Regions from separate parts of the Homo sapiens genome. Here region 2 is linked to region 1. The links are chromatin loops, found by intact Hi-C in ENCODE. Cell type or tissue: CD14-positive monocyte. All regions are shown on one strand. Each heading gives the region's core, and the rest is flanking DNA. Links, peaks and the distances in the headings are about the cores only.

What was found. A loop is a pair of places that touch in the nucleus more often than their neighbours do. Peaks named below come from ENCODE experiments on the same cell type or tissue, not always from the same donor. Only the 100,000 strongest peaks of a DNase experiment are listed, where the experiment ranks them.
Region 2: it touches region 1 in a loop (3-fold over the local background); 9 of 110 quality-filtered maps call a loop at or near these places.

What each region holds. Positions count from the first base shown.
Region 1 is chr10:62,538,645-62,548,636 of GRCh38, forward strand. No RefSeq gene overlaps it. Among named protein-coding and RNA genes, the nearest start is that of ZNF365, 170 kb to the left of the region's middle. In CD14-positive monocyte, for the core only: no CTCF peak of the experiment used is centred there; DNase peaks (open chromatin) are centred at 6,917 and 7,247; H3K4me3 peaks cover 1,945 bases; H3K27ac peaks cover 3,425 bases.
Region 2 is chr10:62,439,629-62,449,620 of GRCh38, forward strand. It overlaps a transcript of ZNF365 not described here. Among named protein-coding and RNA genes, the nearest start is that of ZNF365, 70 kb to the left of the region's middle. In CD14-positive monocyte, for the core only: no CTCF peak of the experiment used is centred there; no DNase peak of the experiment used is centred there.

The DNA.
Region 1 (9,992 bases), core at 4,993-9,992:
AGAATATCTCCTCACACCTGTTTGAATGGCTACTATCAAAAACGCAAGATAAGTTTTAGAGAGGATGTGGAGAAAAAGGAACCTTGCTACACTGTTGGTGTGAACGTAAATTAGTACAGCCATTATGGAAAAACAGCATAGAAGTTCCTCAAAAGATTAAAGATATAATTACCGTATGATCTCACCAGCAACCCCACTTCTGAGTATGTATCCAAAGGAATTGAAATCAGTATGTCAAAGCAGTATCTGCACTTCCATGTTTATTGCAGCGTTATTCACGATAGCCAAGATATGGAAGCAAACTGTGTCCACCAACAGATGAATGGATAAAGAAAATGTAGTTTATAATACACAATGAAATACTACTCAGCCTTAAAAAATAAGAAAATTCTGTCATCTGCAACAACATGGATGAACCTGGATGACATGTTAAGTGAGATAAGCCAGGCACAGAAAGACAAATACTGAATGACCTTATTTGTCTATGGAACCTAAAAAACTAAAACTCATAGAAGTAGCAAGTGGAATGGTGATTACCAGAGGCTGGTAGGCGGAAAGGGAAGGGTGAGGATAGGAAAGGGAAGATAATTGTCAAAGGGTACAAAGTTTCCGTTAGACCAGCAGGAATAAGTTTCAGGATCTATTGCACAGCATGGTGACTCATAGCTAATGATAAAGTTCATATATCTCAAAACTGCTGAAAGGGTTAATTTTAAATGTTTTCACCACGCAAAAAAATGATAAGTATATGAAATGATGAATAATGTTAATTAGCTAGATTTAATCACTCTACAATAATTCATGACATGGCATTGTACCTGGTCTATAATTATTATTTGTCAATTAAAAATAAAATAAAATGGTCAGGTGCGGTGGCTCACTCCTGTAATCCCAGCACTTTGGGAGGCTGAGGCGGGCAGATCACTTGACGTCAGGAGTTCAAGACCAGCCTGGCCAACATGGTGAAACTCTGTCTCTACTAAAAATACAAAAATTAGCCCAGCACGGTGGTGCACACCTGTAATCCCAGCTACTTGGGAAGCGGAAGCATGAGGATCGCTTGAACATGCGAGGCGGAGCTTGCAGTGAGCCAAGATCACTCCACTGCACTCCAGCCTGGGCGACAGAGGGAGACTCCGTTTCAAAAATAAATAAATAAATAAATAAATAAATAAATAAATAAATAAATGAAATAAAATACCACAAAACTTAAAAAAAAGGAATCAGTTTCAAATGGCTACCTACTATATGATTCCATTTGTATGACATCTGGAAAACACAAAACTACAGTGATGGAGAAAAGATCAATGGTTGTCAGAGGCTATGGACAGGAGGAGGATGTGTCTAAAAAAGGAGCAGCACAGGGAATTTTGGCAGTGATGGATCTGTTCTGTGTCCTGTTTGTGGTGAAGGTTTACATGAATCTATATATGTGTGTGTGTAAATATACATACATATATACACGTACATGTATATGTACATGTTTATACACATATATGTATATACACATATGTAGTTGTACATGTATATGCATACATATGTATATATAAATAATATACACATGCATATATGTGTATATACACATATGTGTATATATATGTAAACATATATAGCGTCTCTCTATATAACATATATAATCTATGTATGTGTTAACTCTACATCCAAAAAATCAATTTTATCGGATGTTAACTTTAAAAATAAAGAAAATAGAGCAAAAATTCATACTTAGTATTTCAAATATTTTTAAAGGAGGAAATATCACTCATGAAGAAAACAATACATTGTGAAACATAAAAACAGGCAGAACTGAAACAGTATCATGTGAGTGTGAGCTTTTTTTAGAAGAGAGTGATTAAGTAACTTGACAACAAGACACATATTTAATAAGAGACACTAGTGGGATTTGAATGCAAGTCCCCTGACTTGGACTACAGAAGAATTTTTACAGAAGTATCCCACAAAGCACCCGTGCTAAGTGGGAAAGAGCCCTGGATTCCAACTCAACATGCTTGCATTTGAATCTTGGCTCCACCCTGCCTTCTAGCTTTGAATCTGTTTCCTCTTCTGTAAAATGAGATCAATAGCAGAATCTACCTTATAAAATTTTGTCACGTGTATGTAAAATGCTTCATGTATCCCCGACATAGGAGTGTTCAAGAAATGGCAGCTATTTACCTCTTGCAGCCTTAGTTTCTCCCCTAGCAACATAGAAATGACACCTGCGTTGTGAGAGATTTAAAAAGCATGCTACAAATATGTTCTTTTGCTGGCATGTTAGTATTTGCACAAAGAACACAAGTCCTTGAGGTTTATATTTAGTTACAGAAATGGATGAAGTAAATTGAATTTAGGTATGTTTGATACAAAACACAGTCTTCCTTTCACTCCCACCCCACCTCCAGCTCCTTTCTCATTTTTGGCTGTGTAATGAATGCTCTCTGGGTACATGTCCATAACTATTTAAAAATATCTATCAAGATTTTCTTCATCGAGATTTTATATATATATATATGTGTGTGTGTGTGTGTGTGTGTGTGTGTGTGTGTGTATTATATATGTCTATGTATTCCTGTACAGCCTGCAGAACCATATGGATATGGTGTGGATCTGTGTCCCCACCCATATCTGATATTGAATTGTAATTTCCAGTGTTGGAGGTGAGGACTGGTGGGAGGTGATTGGACCACGGGGGAAGATTTCTTGTGAATGATTTAGCCCCATCATCTTTGTACTATCCTCATGATAGTGAGTGAGTTCCTGTGAGATGTGGTCATTTAAAAATGTGTAGCACTTTCCCCCTCACTCTGTCATTCCCGCTCTGCTCATGTGATGTGCCTGCTGTGGCCATATGATGTGCCTGCTCCCCCTTCGCCTTCTGCCATGATTGTCTAAGTTTCCTGAGGCCTCTCCAGAAGCCAGCAGATGCCAGCGTCATGCTTACAGTACAGCCTGCAGAACTATGAGCCAATTAAGCATCTTTTCTTTATAAATTACCCAGTCTCATGTATTTCTTTATAGCAATGCAAGCACAGACTAATACATATATAATCTGGGCTCAAAGACAAGAAAAAGTAATCAAGATAAGGAACAAGAGGAAGGCAGAGGGAAGCAAGAGGAGCAGAAAAAAAGCCTCCTAGAATAACTTTTCTGAGCAAAGCAACTCTGGTTAGCTTGTTGCTTTTATGCACTTGTGAAGCAGGAGCACACATTGCAAGCACCCTGATTATTATTATAAATATAGATCACCTCGATTACTGTAAGTGATGTTGCTTAATACAATGGATAGCAGCTTTTTAAAACAGGCAAAGCTCTTTTCCAAGTATTGACGTCAGCAGGACCTTGTAATTGTTCCTCTTATTGGTTCAACCGCCACTACAGCCACAGATGTCGCCAGCAAGCATGACAGGGACTGCCGCTTTCCACACTGCAACACAGACTCGAAGAAGCTGCCCTCTACTTGGGGTTGGTAGGGTTGGTAGCAACCTTTGCCTCTAGCTTATTAGCTGTGTGCATCATTTTCAGTTAGAGGTGTAAGATGGTTGGGAGAAGCGGATCAAGGTGTGCTTAGGTAGGAAATGTTTGTTTTATCTCTTTTCTCACTTGAGTTTACAAAATTCAGTGTTAGAATTCACCTCAGTTCACCTGTAAGGTAGGCATTGGTGCTCTCCTTATTCATAGGCAGAGGAAATGCCTGCCTGGTTTAATTCTTTAGGTGAGAATCTGCAAGCCCTTTTCTCCTACTCCAACTCATTCTCCCACCAGCCCTGACATGTTGCTAGAAATATCAGGATTATTAAATCTGGATTAATATTTTGGCTAGATTTAACTTTTTGGCCTTTTAGCAAAGAGCAGGACCTAGAGAAAAAGAGATCCAAGAAAGACAAGTTTTGGCAGGAACATTAAAGGTGAGATAGAAAAAGGGATTAGAAGCAGCAAAGAATGATGGGGTTCAGAGGTGTTCAGGGTGCTGGGCAGAGATGAGGAACATTCAGAAAGGAAGAGAACACAAATAAAAATGGAAGTTGCTAAACACGATTTTGCCCACTCCATCAGAAGAAACTTACCTAGATATCACTTCATACCTGTTAGGATGGCTTTCATCAAAAAGACAAAAGATAAGTGTTGGTGAATGTGGGAAGAAAGGAAACCCTAGCACACTGTTGGTGGGAATGTAGATTGATTCACCCACTGCAGAAAACAGCATGGAGTTTCCTAAAGAAATTAAAAATAGAGGTGGTGGACATGACCCAGCAATCCCTCTTCTGGGTATATACCCAAAGGAAATGAAATCACTACATCGTAAACATATCTGCACTCGCATATTTATGGCAGCCTTATTCACAGTAGCTAAGATATGGGAACAACTAAAGTGTCTGTCAATGTATGCATTAATAAAAAAATTGTGGTGTATTTATATACAATGGAATATTATTCAGCCTTAAAAAAGAAAGAGATCTTGCCATTTGTGACAACATGGATGAACCTAATTGACATTAGAAGTGAAATAAGCCAGGAACAGAAAGAAAAATACTGCATGACCTCCCTTATATGCGGAAACAACAAAAAAGAATTGAATACATTGAAATGGAGTAGAATAGTGGTTACCAGGGGTGAGGAAAGGGGAAGATGTAGGTCAGCAGGCACAAAGTTGCAGTTATGTAGGATGAATAGGTTTAGAGCTCTAAAGTACAACAGGAGAAGTATAGTTAATAATATTGTATTATATATGAGAAATTTGCTTGGAGAGTGGGCGTTAGGCACCCTTATCACACATATAAGAAAGATAACTGTATAAGATGATGGATATGTTCCTTTGCTTGATTGTAGTAATAGCTTTGCTATAGGTATATCAAAGCATCATACTGTACACCTTAAATACAGAAAATAAAAAGTAAATAAAAGAAGAAACTTACCTGGTCCTTCTAAGATTAAGTAATAAGAAAATGACTTGGTAGTTGGCTATTCTCTGTGTCCTATTTTATCACACTCTGAGTAATGTTTATTGAAGAGCGGGAAATACTAAACATGTTGGGTTTTAGAGATAAAATGAGATGTGTCATGACTTTGAAGTTGGTTGTCTTAATTTTGCCTTTATTCACCACAAGTAAGACTTGGAAAGCTGTGAAATCTTGGGGTTTTTTTCCCCCACTGGCTATGTTCCCATGTTCATAATAATGCTTCCGGAAAGACCAAACTCAAGTCATGTCCCGGATGTGACCAAGACTGGAATATTATCTAGGATCTGTATAAAACTCTCGTTTTCCGAGAGAATGTTTGCTAAAATAGCTCTTGTAACTCCCAAAAGTCTGACTGGTTTTCTCGCTGCATGTGAAGGCTGATTTGCTTTGACTGAGACCTGTATACATGTGCTCCGCCTATGGTAATTGGCCATGCCTTAGGGTTGGGGGTAGGGTGGGGGACAACGGTACGTGTAAAACAGAAATGACATCTTCATTTCCTGCAAAAGCCATTTGTGTAAACTGTGTAAACTCTGTGAACTTTGCTGAGTTTCAATAAATACTTTGAAATCTGAGATGACTGAGACTTCTTTCTGCCCTGTCTAGGGTAACAATAAACTTCCAGCAAATGTTGACTTCTGAGGAAGTAGCCACAGCCACCAGCTTCACCAAGAAAAGGAGGGGGAGAGTTTCTTCACATCAAAGAATGCTCTAAATGGATGCAGATAATTAACCATGTTATAAAGCCCCTGGTTGTGCCTGAGTTCTATTAATGGTTTGGGTAACAGTGTGAGCTCTGGGGTCAAAGAGCACTAGGTTTAAAGCCCATTGAGTATGGACAAGTTAGTAACTTCCTCTGTCTCTGTTTTCTCACATGTAAAATGGAGGTAACGATAACATGTGAAGCACTTCAACCAATTCGTAGAGCCCAGTAAGGGATAACAAAATGGCAGATACTAGTATCATTATTGTTGCTCTTCATGTCTGTTATCATCATCATAATTATAATTCCTTAAATGGATATCTTTTTTTCATCTGCTCCACAGATTTGGAGCCACTCCTCCCATCAGGCCAGGTGGATACACCTAAAATCGCACTCTTAACTGCTAGAGCCAAGATGGCAATTAGGTTGCAGCTCAGTGTTCCAACTCTGATTAGTTGATATTAGCTTCCTGGAAAGCTGGGTAGACCAGATTCTTAAGGCTGTTGTGAGATTAGCAGAGCATCATGATCGATTATCACTGTCTGCCATAAGCATGGGAGGGAAAAGGGAATACTCTGCTTATTTGCCAGCCCTGGCCTAGGAGCTGTGCACCATGCCTCAGATGCTTTCTGCCCCACTGAAACAGTGCAGAAAAGTACAAACATTCTCCTTTCTGGGTACCATAATTCTACCAATCCTGATGTTAAAAGAGATTCTTATTGGTAACAGGCTATAACCCAGTTCAAGACCAGACACTGAAAAATTGATGAGTTGTCCTTGTTTTTCTCTTTTTTCAATTTTGTTCAGGGCTTCATAGCTTCCTTCTGGGCAAACTATTTGGCTAGTAGACATGATTTGAGTAACACGGTGGTCTGCTTTTCTTCAATAATGATGATAATGGCATATATTTTCAGAGCACTTAATTTATAAAATGCTCTTACATCCATTAGGATACTTTATATTCAACTGTTTGGCATGCAGAAGGCACAAAAGGAAGTGAAGGCAAACTGGTGTGGGTATTTCTCAAGTCTCGTCTCAAGCTCATTGATGATTCTAGCACATATGTTTTGTTTCCAAAGTGCTGGCGTTTCACTTCCAGGGTAATGGTATCTGCCTCTTGCTGTGATCCTTCCTCTGGTTTCTTGACTCCTTAATTAATTTTCCTTTCATTTATAATTCTTCCTCATGTAATACATGTTTGCCTGTTGTTAAAATATTGCCCTCACATTGTGCAGCATGCCCCAGTATTTCCTCAATGAGTCACTTATGGATCTCAGGGCCAATTTTGTTCCCAAGACAAAATGCCAAGGCCAAGATGAGTTCCAGTTTTGTGCTAATGATTTCAAATTCTTAAGGCTTAGAAACCCCCCCAAGTGCCACACAGATACCAAAATGATTAAATGGTGGCCTCTGTAGAAGGCAGGCTCTCCATCCTTTGCTGAACCAAAGGGCTATTTTCCCGTTCTCTTAGATAGCTTCTACTTCAGAAGTATAATCTATTCTCTCCCACTCATCCAGTCTCAAGAGAATTGGAACTATTTTGCAATAAAAGATGTGTAAGGCTGACCCTCCCTGCCTACGCTGCTCTCTGCTTAAATGGGTTGAGTCAGTATTTCCTCTTTTTCTAATTCAGCAATGGGCCAGCTGGTTTTGTCTGATAGACTAAGACCCAATTAAATGACCTTCTTTCTAACCAGGAAAACAATAGAGGTAAGCAATTATTTAATTAATGGAATCAAAGAAGACTGTGAAACATATAAATTTAGATTCTAAAACTTATTTCTTTCAGAGCAATATTTTGGGAAATTTCCATAGGAGAGTGATTTGTTTCCATTGTGAAACTTTGAATTACATAACAGAAACTATGTCTTGCTTTCCATTGATTGTATGACAACCTAGAGGGATGAAAATTATTTAGATGAGGAAATAAAAAATATTATTTGTTGTTTTTGGTTTCAAAGCCCAACAAAAATCTATTTAGGCTGCATGACCTAAATAGTCTCTTACATAATTGTTTTCACTGTGTTAGGGTTTGGTATTATATCTGCAGTTTACATTAAAAGGTCCTACAAGAAACAACCATATGAAAACTAATTTTGCATTTAATTTGGGGATATGATTTAAATACAGTTTCCACCATAACTCAGTGTCTCTCTATGATGCCCCACCCAAGACATTTCTTAAAGAACTAAGTTTCACAAGAAACAGTGCCTCTCTTGAAGAACTATCAATTTTCTCCTCAAAGACAATGACAAATAATAACTAATTGAGTATCTCTTTTATGCAGTTGTTTTGCCTGTTAGGAAGTTCAAAGAAAGATGTGTGGTTCAACTTCAGTATGAAACTCTAAATATATTCTGGAGTTAGAAATGGCTCAAGCAATACAGACCTGTAGTATCTCATTCACAAGAAGGCTGGAGACAGGTGACTATTGGCACTGGTACTGCTGCTCATTGATGTTATCAAAACACAGGCCTTTTCCTTTTATTTTTCTGCTCTTCTGTCTTTGGCTGTTGTCTTCTTGGTCCAATGGTTGGTGCCTCATGTCACCTGATTGCAGCCACAGAAGCAAACCACATATCCACATTCAGGTCAGAAAGAAAGAGAAGGGGTGGGTCAGCAAGATCTCTTCTCCCTGTCCGTAAGAAAAGAACACAAAAGCTTTTCCAGAACTGATCTGCTTATATCTCACTGGCATCTCTGGATCACATGACTGCCCAACAAACTCAGAGTTATGTTAGCCAAAAAGAGGTGGAGAGTGCGTAGAAAATTAGTAACTATAACAACATATTTTCCGTGGTTCTCTTTTTATAAGCGTTCTTAAAGTCAGTCTTGAATCTAAGGAATTGAGAAAAGTTTAAGATATGGCCCTTGCTTTCTTTCTATAAGCCTTCAGTGGGGAGGCAATTCATTAACGGAAAATTAGATAATAATGAGACGATAATAACAAGTCAGTAATACATGAGGTACATAATGCAATTCATGATGAACTACCAAACAAATGGTCTAGATAGTCAATGTTGAAGGATCTCACTATGATTTGGGATGAATAGGATGGATTTCAAAGAATAAGAAGGGTTTGATATAAATCTTACAAAGGAATAAAAGACATAACTGAATCTCTTCTTTTGTCATTAAGCCCAGAGATACATGTATTCTGATATAATTTTCGTTTGAAAACACACCATCTTCTTCAATTTAGAGTCAACCTTGGACTTTTAGAGATTTGTTGAGGATCCATGGTCCTTTGGTCACCTGAAAATCAAAAGTCAAGCGATAATGTAAAATAGCATAAAAAGAAAAAGATAGGTAGCTAATGTAAAAAACTAATGAGTAAGTGTGTCTATGGAGTACAGGAATTGGAAGACTCTAGTAGAGGGAGGAGAGCAGGAAGTTTGAACTCTGAACATATGGAGAACAATTCCAGTTGACATTTACTAGTTGTGTAATCTTGGGCAAACTCTTTAACTTCTTCAGTCTTGGATTTTCTCATATGTAAAATGAAGATGATAATTTTCCTCACATTGATTTGTGGAGATTATATAAACTAATACTGTAGATAGTGCTGTGTAAACTTAATATTAAGGTACAAAGTATTATTTAAAAGTGATACTCATTTCAGTGATAATCTTCTTTATATAGATTTGATTACTATCACCGCATCAAAATGCCCATCCGATAACTAGGTTCTCCATTGATTTCACATCTAGTGTTGGGGACCAAAGCTAACAAGTCCACTTAGGCCAGGGTTAGTAACATACCTTGGTCTCTGACACCACAGGCAAGGATCAGGTGTTCTGGTTCTCCCAGGGGTTAGCTCCCTCCCCTCTAGGGTCAGTCAGCTTAGAGAAATTCTCAGCTCTCAGGATCAGTGGGGATAATTCCGGGTCTGCACATAATACTGGTTCAACTAGAAGTCATGCCCATGTTAAAAGTGGGTTGTTAATGGAGCAAGCTTTTACCTTTACATTTTGAAAAAACTTGACATCACATCAGTAAAAATGGAATGAACCTCTGAAGAAAGGTTATGGGATAAGAACAGCATACTGGTGTTCAACAGTAGTTCAATCTGTATCTACTAGATTTGTTCATGGAAAACTTAATTTTGGAAACAGTAGAGTGATGGGCACTCTGCAGCTGTCCTACCACTAGCCTCCTGAAATAATTAACAAAATGAGAAAATAACCCATTCATATATTTTAAAGAAACTCCCACATGGAGCACTAAGTACTAGACAGGTTGCAGAAATTTTCCTCTAATTCTAGTTCTGTAGATGTGCAGTAAGGGGAAGGATACACAAGCCAGTCTAAAATAGAACCCAGTGGGTCCCA
Region 2 (9,992 bases), core at 860-5,859, 100 kb before region 1:
TGGATCTGCAAAATTATCTTGTGAACAAAATGGGAAACCCAAGGGACTCTTGAAGATGTCAACCCAGTGACCTTGACAATGTGGAGCTGGTAAATCAGCTCTGAAATGACCATCCTCCAGCTTCTTATATCTTCTATTACTTAATTTAATGTCTTTATTGTTTATGCCACTAATAATTTGGTGTACTGTTACTGAGAGCCAAACATATCCTAACTGACACAATCTAAATATTAAAATCCCTCAAAAATATCATCTCACTTTTAATTTTGATACTTCTTAGAACCTGGCCCAGTGCTTGAGACAGAGTGGTGGCTAAATAAACATGTGCAATCTGCATGTTTTTCCTTTGTCCTGTCCGCACTTTCTCCCGCACAAAATGGACTTCTTGAAATTAGTCTCATATGCTTATCTAAGAGACTGCTAAATTGGAATAAGGAACTTTGCCTATGGAGTCTGTTATACAAAATGCACGTATGTCAGAGGATACCTTAGGCTCATTTTGCCATGCAAATGCTAATAATTATAAGCTTTATGAATGCATAGTTTTATTTATTTATTTATTTATTTATTTATTTTTGTATCTCCTCTTCTTGTTTCTTTCTCTTTTTTTTTAAACTTTTATTTTAGGTTCGGGGGTACATGTGAAGGTTTGTTACATAGGTAAACTTGTGTTACTGGGTCACGGGATGGGGGGTTTTTTCTACATATTACTTTATCACCCAGGTATTAAGCCTAGTACCTAATAGTTATCTTTTCTGCTCCTCCCTCCTCCCAACCTCCACCCTCAAGCAGACTGCAATGTCTGTTGTTTCCTTCTTTGCATAAAAATTTACTTTTAGAGGGCAGAGGTTTTTCTTCTATCTTTATGTCTACCAGCACTGTGCCTTGTACAGAGTTTACAGACAATGGGTGAATAAGTAGGGGGAGAGAGAAGGGAAGAAAGTTAGAAGCAGCAAAATGCATTTAGCAAATTGACAGATATGAGATAGAGAATTGTAAGTTCCTTGAAATGAAAATACTGCCTTACTAATTGTGTATCTCTATAGTAGTGTTTGTAAAAGTGTCATCTCATTATTCAGAATCAGCTGGAGCTTTGCTGAAATCCGATTCCTGGTCCCTACCTTAAAACTACAGAAACAAAATGTCTGAAAGTACACCCAGGAATCACTTGTGATTTACTCACTTGTGAATTACTGCCTCAGTGCCTGGCAAAGTCCTTCCTACATATTAGATATTTAGTAAATAACAGAATGAATACATCATCCGATCTCTAAAGTCATTCCTTTAAAACCTAATGTCTTTATGTGATGAGGCAAATATTTCCCTCACAAAAGAGAAAAGGCCCTCTTCAAGTGGGCAAAATATTTTCCTTGATAACTAAGAAGACAAATAAATTATTTAAATATTCACTTACTCATAATTGATGATTATTATGAGTATTCTTTGTGCTTTATCTACATTGTTTGGTTGAATCCCCATAAAAAGTCCAAGAAGCAGATATTATTATTATCCCCATTTTATAGATAAGAAATGAATAACCAGTGAGGTTAAATTGCTTGGCTAAGGTCATACAGCCAGTATGTTGCAGAGCTGAGAGTCAAATCTAAGGATGTCTGATTCTAAAGTCCATACTTAGAACCATTCTACACCCATTGGCAGTTTCTTTTTGCTCCCAGGTCCCACGTTGTTCATGAAGCCTTCTTTGACTTTTTGCATCGATTTTATCTATACCATATATATTAGTTCTTTAAATAGCAAAATCCTAGAATGCTAGAGAAAGAAGAACACAGGGGCCATCTAGACCATTTTCTTTATTTTATAGATAAGAAAATTGAGGCTCAGAGACATGATCTTATTAGAAGTCATACAGACCTCAGTCATCCACACAGGGCAGAACCTTACTGATTCTTGGGGCCTGCTTCTAGAGTCTCTGGGTGCGTAAATCAGATGCAAGGGCCTGGTAATACAGCTCCATGGTTGTGTCCAGTCATCAGCCAAAGTTGGGAATCACATATTCTATATCACTTGGCATTTCATCTGTGTTGTCTTATCTCTCCAACCTTACTTTAATTGGAAGCTTGCTCTATATTTTGGGATCCCTACAATGTCCAGCAAATAACTGGACCTATTTTACATGTTTAATATATGCTTGTGAATTGAATCGAAGAAAGTTTGAGATACTGGATATTTCACTAGGAGGTGGCAGGGAAATGGATTATAGCAATTTAGTAAGGCCACATAACAGCAAATACTTCAGGTGGGAGGCAGAATAGATGGTGATTATAAGATTTGGCTTGTCTCGTTTGCTTCAGCTCATAATGATTCCGGAGCCCCGTCAATCAAAGATTTCAGATTGCAGAGTCTTGATTTCTGATTTTCTTTTGCCTTCCCAAGCTGGGTAGACATGCTTAGCAAACGTGATCCCCAGATGCTTGGGACATGTCTTACACTGCTATAAGCACACAGAACCAAACCCCAGTGACACTCTTGCCTTGGAGTGGCAGAGCCTTATATGGAAACAGAGTGTACTTTTCGTTTTACTGGGGGATCTTTAAATAGCAAGGAACAGCAACTCAAAGCTTTCCAAAGAGCTACTTAAAGTTATTTTTCTCCATGACAACAGCCTGGCAATAAGGATAGAATTTAAAGAGCCAGGATCCCAAGTCGAAAGAGAGAAGGAAAATTTCCCTGCTAAATTGAATGCTCAGAGATGAATCAAAGCCAGAGTGTAAATTCCATACATTGACTCACAACTATAGAACAGATGAGATGAGCAATCAAACTACATTCTTTAATTAACTGTATGCAAAATCGCGGATATTTAAAGGTGTTCACTTGGTGGTGGGTGGGGTGGAGGGAGATACTCACAGGCTTACGTTACAATTGCTGGTGCTGAAACGATGGCTTCATTTTCTTGCTTGTTACCTTTAGAAGTTTGGAGGGATGGATGTCATTTGGCTGCTTAAAGGTCAACTTCTAAATAATCCTCCTGGCCTTCTTCCTTTGCCTGCACCTAGCAGAAACACCTTTGCCCTGTCTCTTGAAATCCTACTCCTCCACATAGGCTATGGTGGACTCAACTCCTGGTTCTTCTTTTCCAACAAGGGAAAATATTCAGATGTCTTCTCAGGGAGTCCTCACATTGGCTTTTTATTTTTCTAATCTGAGAGGCTGGCTTTATCCCCAACATGGGGGGAATTTCTGAGATTTACCTTCCACTTCTGATCATCCCCAGGAATGAGGACGGACTTGCCCTGATAACTTCCTTACCCTCCACTCCTGACCAAGTTCTAGTCCACTGGAGCACCATTAGCTTTAGAATTGATCAACCCCAGAAACAGAACAGATTCAATTGTCCGTCGCATACAGGGATGCACTCAACAGTGCTCCCTGCAAGGGCTCAACCGGGCTTTGAATTCTGAATCACCGGACACTCTGTTTAGTGACACGTAGCTCTCTAGCTACAGTGGCAGTTTTTACCACTGACCAGTGCCCGTGATGACCTTTCATTTGGCAAACATTGAGTGCCCTTTATAAGTCAAGCACTAAGTACAGCACTGAAGCAGTGAATAAATCAGTTATCAGCTTCTTCCTTCTGAGGTGAAAGGGATTTTCCTGTAATGATTGGTTCTAGTTCTGCCCTTTGAAAGCATATAATTAGTTATTCCATTCCTTCAGAAAACTGGAGACAAACAGAGACCCTCAATGTCTGTTGTCACTCTGATCACTCCTTCTTTTGTGTATGCCCCAGTTGGTCAGTGACCCTTTCAAAGGAGACTGCTTAGAATTTTACCTTCCTTCTCGGGTTCCTCTGCCTTGTGTTTAGATGCTCTGGTTTTATTACAGTTCCCTGGTTCGGAGCAGTTACATGGCTTATCATGTTTCCAGAGCCTAGAGGTGCAAGCTTGCATATGTATATGTCTCTTGGGGAGAAGGAGTTAAAAACATTAACTTCAACCTGGGGAGTTGTTTTTCTTCTCCTGCTCTTTAACCAGAAAATAAATGTGATTGTAGCTTTGAAAACTGAAATGCTAGCTTTTAAACAACTGGCAAATAATAGCGTTCAAGATTTCAAGGGGAAAATGGGCTCCATAAAACTTCTGTGCTCAGAACCCCCACATTGTCCTTTTAGTTGGTAAATTGAGAATAAGTGGCAATGAGGAGGTAATCGCCTTTAACTGCATTTCACTGAGAACTAATGTCCCTGTGACCAGTAAATAATGTTAACTTAAAAAAAAATTAAGCCAGGCCTCTCCACTGTGACAACTTAAATATGCAATGATTACAGTCTTGAACTTTTGCCCCCATGGAGTACAGCTTGACTGTGAGGAAAGGGGTACATTCATCTGTTCCACCAAAGCATTCTCAATGCCATCCATGACAAAAGTTTTGGACTGATATTATCAAGGATTAGGCAATCCCTCTGCTCTTAGACTTGGCATCTTCTAGGGCTGAGAAGTGTCAGACTGACTCCAGGAAGCATCAGCCATTTCCTCTCACTCCAGGGACAGGAAGGACTGACTTATTCCCCTGCTGATTATTTTCTGCCCCCATTTCCCATCTTGTTCTGCTCCCCAGATGCATTCTCTGCTCTTCTCTGTGCCCTGGGAGGCTGATCCCTGCAGATACATCTCTTGGTGTGCTGGCTGATTTTGAGTTGAGTTTGGCCATTGAGAGGCCCCGGTAGGAGACAGGAGAGTGGGAAGAGAGGTCAGTGTATAACTTCTGAGCCCTCTGCTTCTGTAGTATGTCTCTAGAAGTAGCTGCGCTCAATTACTTCAAATTACAGCTTCTGCCAATTAGCTCCTTATCTATGGTTCTAGTTTTCAGTAGACTCTAGCAATTGTCTTGGCCCTGGGCCCCAGGGCTGGTAATGGCCCTAGGAGGCTGGTAATAGCCTCCTATTGTTGCTAGTCTCTGGATGCATCAACCACCCTAACTTTTCCTTAACCTGCCCTCTCCTCTGTCCTTACATCTTCTTCATTCAAATCACCTGGAATGAATTCTTTCCTGCATGGGCCCTGGCAGTTAAACTTCTGAATGTTCGAATCTCTTCTTGTAAGTCATGTAATGCCATGCCATCAACTCCAGGGAAGCCTTCTTACCTCTTTCAGGCAGATGCAGTCCCCAGTTCTTTTATTTTATTTTATTTTATTATTATTATACTTTAAGTTTTAGGATACATGGGCACATAGTGCAGGTCAGTTACATATGTATACATGTGCCATGCTGGTGTGCTGCACCCATTAACTCGTCAGTTAGTATTAGGTATATCTCCTAATGCTATCCCTCCCCCCTCTCCCCACCCCACAACAGTCCCCAGAGTGTGATGTTCCCCTTCCTGTGTCCATGTGATCTCATTGTTCAATTCCCACCTATGAGTGAGAACACGAGGTGTTTGGTTTTTTGTCCTTGCGATAGTTTACTGAGAATGATGATTTCCAATTTCATCCATGTCCCTACAAAGGACATGAACTCATCATTTTTTATGGCTGCATAGTATTCCATGGTGTATATGTGCCACATTTTCTTAATCCAGTCTATCATTGTTGGACATTTGGGTTGGTTCCAAGTCTTTGCTATTGTGAATAGTGCCACAATAAACATACATGTGCATGTGTCTTTATAGCAGCATGATTTATAGTCCTTTGGGTATATACCCAGTAATGGGATGGCTGGGTCAAATGGTATTTCTAGTTCTAGATCCCTGAGGAATCACCACACTGACTTCCACAATGGTTGAACTAGTTTACAGTCCCACCAACAGTGTAAAAGTGTTCCTATTTCTCCACATCCTCTCCAGCACCTGTTGTTTCCTGACTTTTTAATGATTGCCATTCTAAGCAGTCCCCAGTTCTAAGAGCAGGGGTGAGGCAGCCCCAACCAGGTCGCTCATCAGAATTGCATGGAGAGCTTTGAAAAAGATGCAGATCCTGAGATCCCACCTATTGAATGGCACTTTTCTAGAGTGAGGTTTTACAGTTTCTATTTTTAAAAAGATCTGAGCAAGAGGGCAAGGTGGTGATAATTGTGCAAGTTAGGTGCTGGATACGTGGGATTTGTTACACCATTTTCTCTACTTTTGTGTATGTTTGAAAGTTTTCGCTACAAAAAAGAATCATATTAAGATTCTAAGTTGAGAACCACTGATTCAAAGTGGAAATCTGATATTTGTTTTGCTCATCTCATTGTTCTTTTTCTTCATTGGCCTCGGTCAGACCATGGTAGGGTCCCCATATGTGTAAACAATTGGAACGAGGCAGAGATCCAGCATCTTCTATTGACTGTAGTCTTAGGCACCATGAACCCAGGAACTCTGGTCTTGTCTCATCGGATACCTTTATAGATTGGGTTGAGCTGATTTGGCCAAATCTATTGGTCTTTTTTGAGCAGTTCCCACTCACATAGACACAATTTGTGACCTTTAACCAAATTCTGTAAGTGTAAGGTTGGAAAACCCAAGTCACTGCACTCTGGGATGGCTCTCCTTCCCTTCTTTATGAGAAAGTTCTCAGGAGTCCCGCAGTTCTATTTGTACTGTACCAGAAAAGGACCCAGAGTTCCAAGTAGCAAATTCAGGTTTCCAGTCCCTGCTCCTGTGTGATCTTGGGAAGACAATTCCCTTTAGAATTTCTTCAATTTCATGTCATAGTAGTGAAAGCACCATCTCTGACTTTGAACCCGAGTTCTGCCACTTCCTAACCATGTGACTTGGGGCAGATTGTTCAACTTCTGTATGCCCCAATTTGTTCATGTGTAAAATGGAAATATTAATAGAAACCACATCATTAGGTAGTTGAGAATATTAAATGAGCTACTATATGTAAAGGGAATAGCATTGTGTGTGGTGTATCACAAGTTCTGGATACATGCTAGCTGATGTTATCATTATTGCTCCTTAAATTTATATTTATAACTTTGGAGAGCTAGGCAGAAGGAAACAGCAACAGTTTCAGATACAGAGCTTCCAGGGATTTTTTTTCTTTATCATAATATAATTTGAAAACTACTGCTGCAGCTATTGAAGAAATGAATGGCTATAAAATTTTGGGGGAAAAAATCCATTCAAAAAAGCCTGTGTGGTTGACTCTGTAGTTGCTGGTCGTTTTGTAGAGTTCTGGGATTTTGCCACCCTGGGTGAAACGGCTGGCTGGTCCTGAAACTGCTCTTTCCCTGCTCTGGCCTGGGACTGTCAGGAGCGGCTTGAGTTACTAGTTTTGATGTGTGGGAGGCGGTAGTGGAGGAAAGAATGGAGGAGCATCTAGGATGCTCCTGAATCAAGTGGGAAAAGACAAAAGGCTGAGATGGCCTTGGCTAATGTACACCCTTTCTCAGCCAATTTGAGGACACCCGGCTTCATTTAGCAAACCTGACCTCATGTTCCTGTCAATTAAAAACTATGCAAATGTGTTTTGAATTTTGTAGGCAAGGGTGTATTATCTCCTAATGCTGACTATTAAAATTCCTGATAAAAGCCAATATCCAAAAGTTGGATAGCAAGACAGAGAGTCAGAGAGAAAGAAATTTGGGCCTTTTAATAATTGAGTACAAAAATACATACATTAATACATAATTGTACTAAAGAACAAGTGCTTAAGCCCTCTCTTGGCAGGGAGGAAAAGATTAACCTCCCCTTTACATACAAGCTAACCTAATCTACTAAACTAAAAAATATATATATATTGTTTGTTTTTTATTGTGGAATCTGGGCTTCACAGGAGTGAGATGCTAAGTGACATAAACTGCTTCACTCTTAAACCAGGATCTAGCAAATGGTTGAAAGCTAGCCCATCTGTAAAGAAGTATGTCTTCACTCTGAAATACTGGTCACTCACACTCTGGCATATTCTGTTATTTCCTCCAATCCCTTGTGGCATGTATTTAAAAGTCACTGGCTGAGAAAAGTCGGATTCCATTGCTAGTTTTGATTTGAGAATGGCAAGGAGGGACCTCATCATAGTGCAGGACTCAGAACCTACCATTCACCCTGTTGTTCTGAAGACGGTCAAAGAGTCACATGCGGTGGCTGCCTACCTCCTGATGGTGTGCTCCAGTACTTGTCTGTGCTTTACCCCTTTCTTTGCGGGGAATCACGCTTCCCTGGAAACTCTTTTCTTTCTGCTCCCTCCTCTAACATGTGTCCTGAACAAGAGCTATGTGACAATGCCTTTCAGGTCGTGGTGGATGGTTTCATGGCAGGCAACTGATGGAAGCTGAGCAGTCAGTGTCTTAACCCTCACATTGGTTCAGCACTGGGTAAGGGACCCAAGCTACTTAAAGTACAATCTTTCCTTGGGATTAATTCCTGCCCCTAACCTTTTATTATGAAAATTTTCAAACATCACAAAGTTGAAAGAACTGTATCGTGAACACCCGCCACCCAAACTCTACCAGTAGCCATTAACATTTTATTACATTTGCTTTATCTCATATCTATCCATCTCACCAGCTATTAATTCAATTTCTTTTTGTTGCATTTAAAAGTGGATTGCAAATATTATACACATCTCCATAAATGTTTCAGCTTGTGTTCATTAAGTAAGATTCAGTATTTGTTTACAGTGGGCTTTCTTTTTGCTATAAAAATTACATACAATGAAATGCACATATCTTAAGGGTATATTTGCAGAGTTTTGGCAGTTGTACACACTCAGGATTTATTTTCATCAGGGGTGGAGACAGAGTCCCTTTCCCACCAGGAATGTGAGGCTCAAAAATGTGAGCCTAGAGTGGGGGACAGCTATGACTCCAACCTTCAGATTCTGAAAGCCAGCTAGGGATAAGAGAGCTGACATACCAATGTGGAGGCAGAGCTGAGAGATAAAAATAATGTCGAAAGTATTGCAGTCACTTTGGCCCTTTTTTTATTCAGTTTGTTAAATGCGCCTGTAAATTCCCATATTTGCTGAAATGATTTGGAGTGTTTTTTTACTTGCACCCAGAATCCTAACACATAAACGGTCCCCTTTAATTCTAATTAATGCATTATGTCTCTATTGCAGATATGGTGTCTATTATAGGTATCTACCAAGTGCAGAGGGCTTACGAAAGTCTAAGATTCCTTTCAAATCTAGGAGACTATGGATCTGGTAAGATGAAAGCATTGGTCTCACCTAGGTCCTAGCTATGGATCCATCATATATATGAAATAAACAATTTTGCACAGATACTAGCATCTTTATTCAAAGCATAATCTCCAACTTAAATAAAAGCAAAAGCAAAAAAAGAATAACCTCAATATTAAAAGTATAGTTATTAATATTAGAAGCAGGACCCTAATGGACTTATCGATTATTATTTCCAACTTTGAACATTATCCAGTTTTTGTGGCTTTAGCTAAATAATTACAGAAACAGAGGCAGTGTGTTTTCACTGTTAGAGATGAAATAGGTTGAAAAATGCCAAAATGGATCCAATGTGGAAAATGTTGAATCCATGTGTGAGAGAAGGGAAAAGAGAGGAAAGCTTTCAATTATTTGAGGGGGAGTAAAGGAAGTCTTTATTGCCCAAGAGAAATTTCTACTGTTAGATTTTTGGTTCTTGCTTATGATACTATTTATCAGTTGTGTTATTTTGGTATTGTATGGCCAATATTGATTTCCTTTTCTCTCTTTGTCTCAAACCAAAATAAAAGTCTCTCTTTGGTGATTTCTATAAAAGTCAGAATAGAGGTTGTTTTGGGGGGCAAGGGAAAGGCTTGTGATTAGAATGGGCTCATGGAGGGGTTCCAGTGTGGGTGTCCAAGTTCTGTTTCTTGACCTAATGGTGATTACAAGAGTGTTCACCTTATATTAAGCTATGCGCTTATTTTGCTGGGGTTCTATGTTTGTATTTTATATTTTACAATACAAATCTTACAATCTGGAGCAAATATGTAAAGATTGTTAAGATTTGATAAAGCTATGGGGTGGGTTTATTATGAGTGTATTTTTCTGTACCATTGGAACATTTTACAATATAATATTTGAATTAAAAAAATTCTTCTGTAAGCT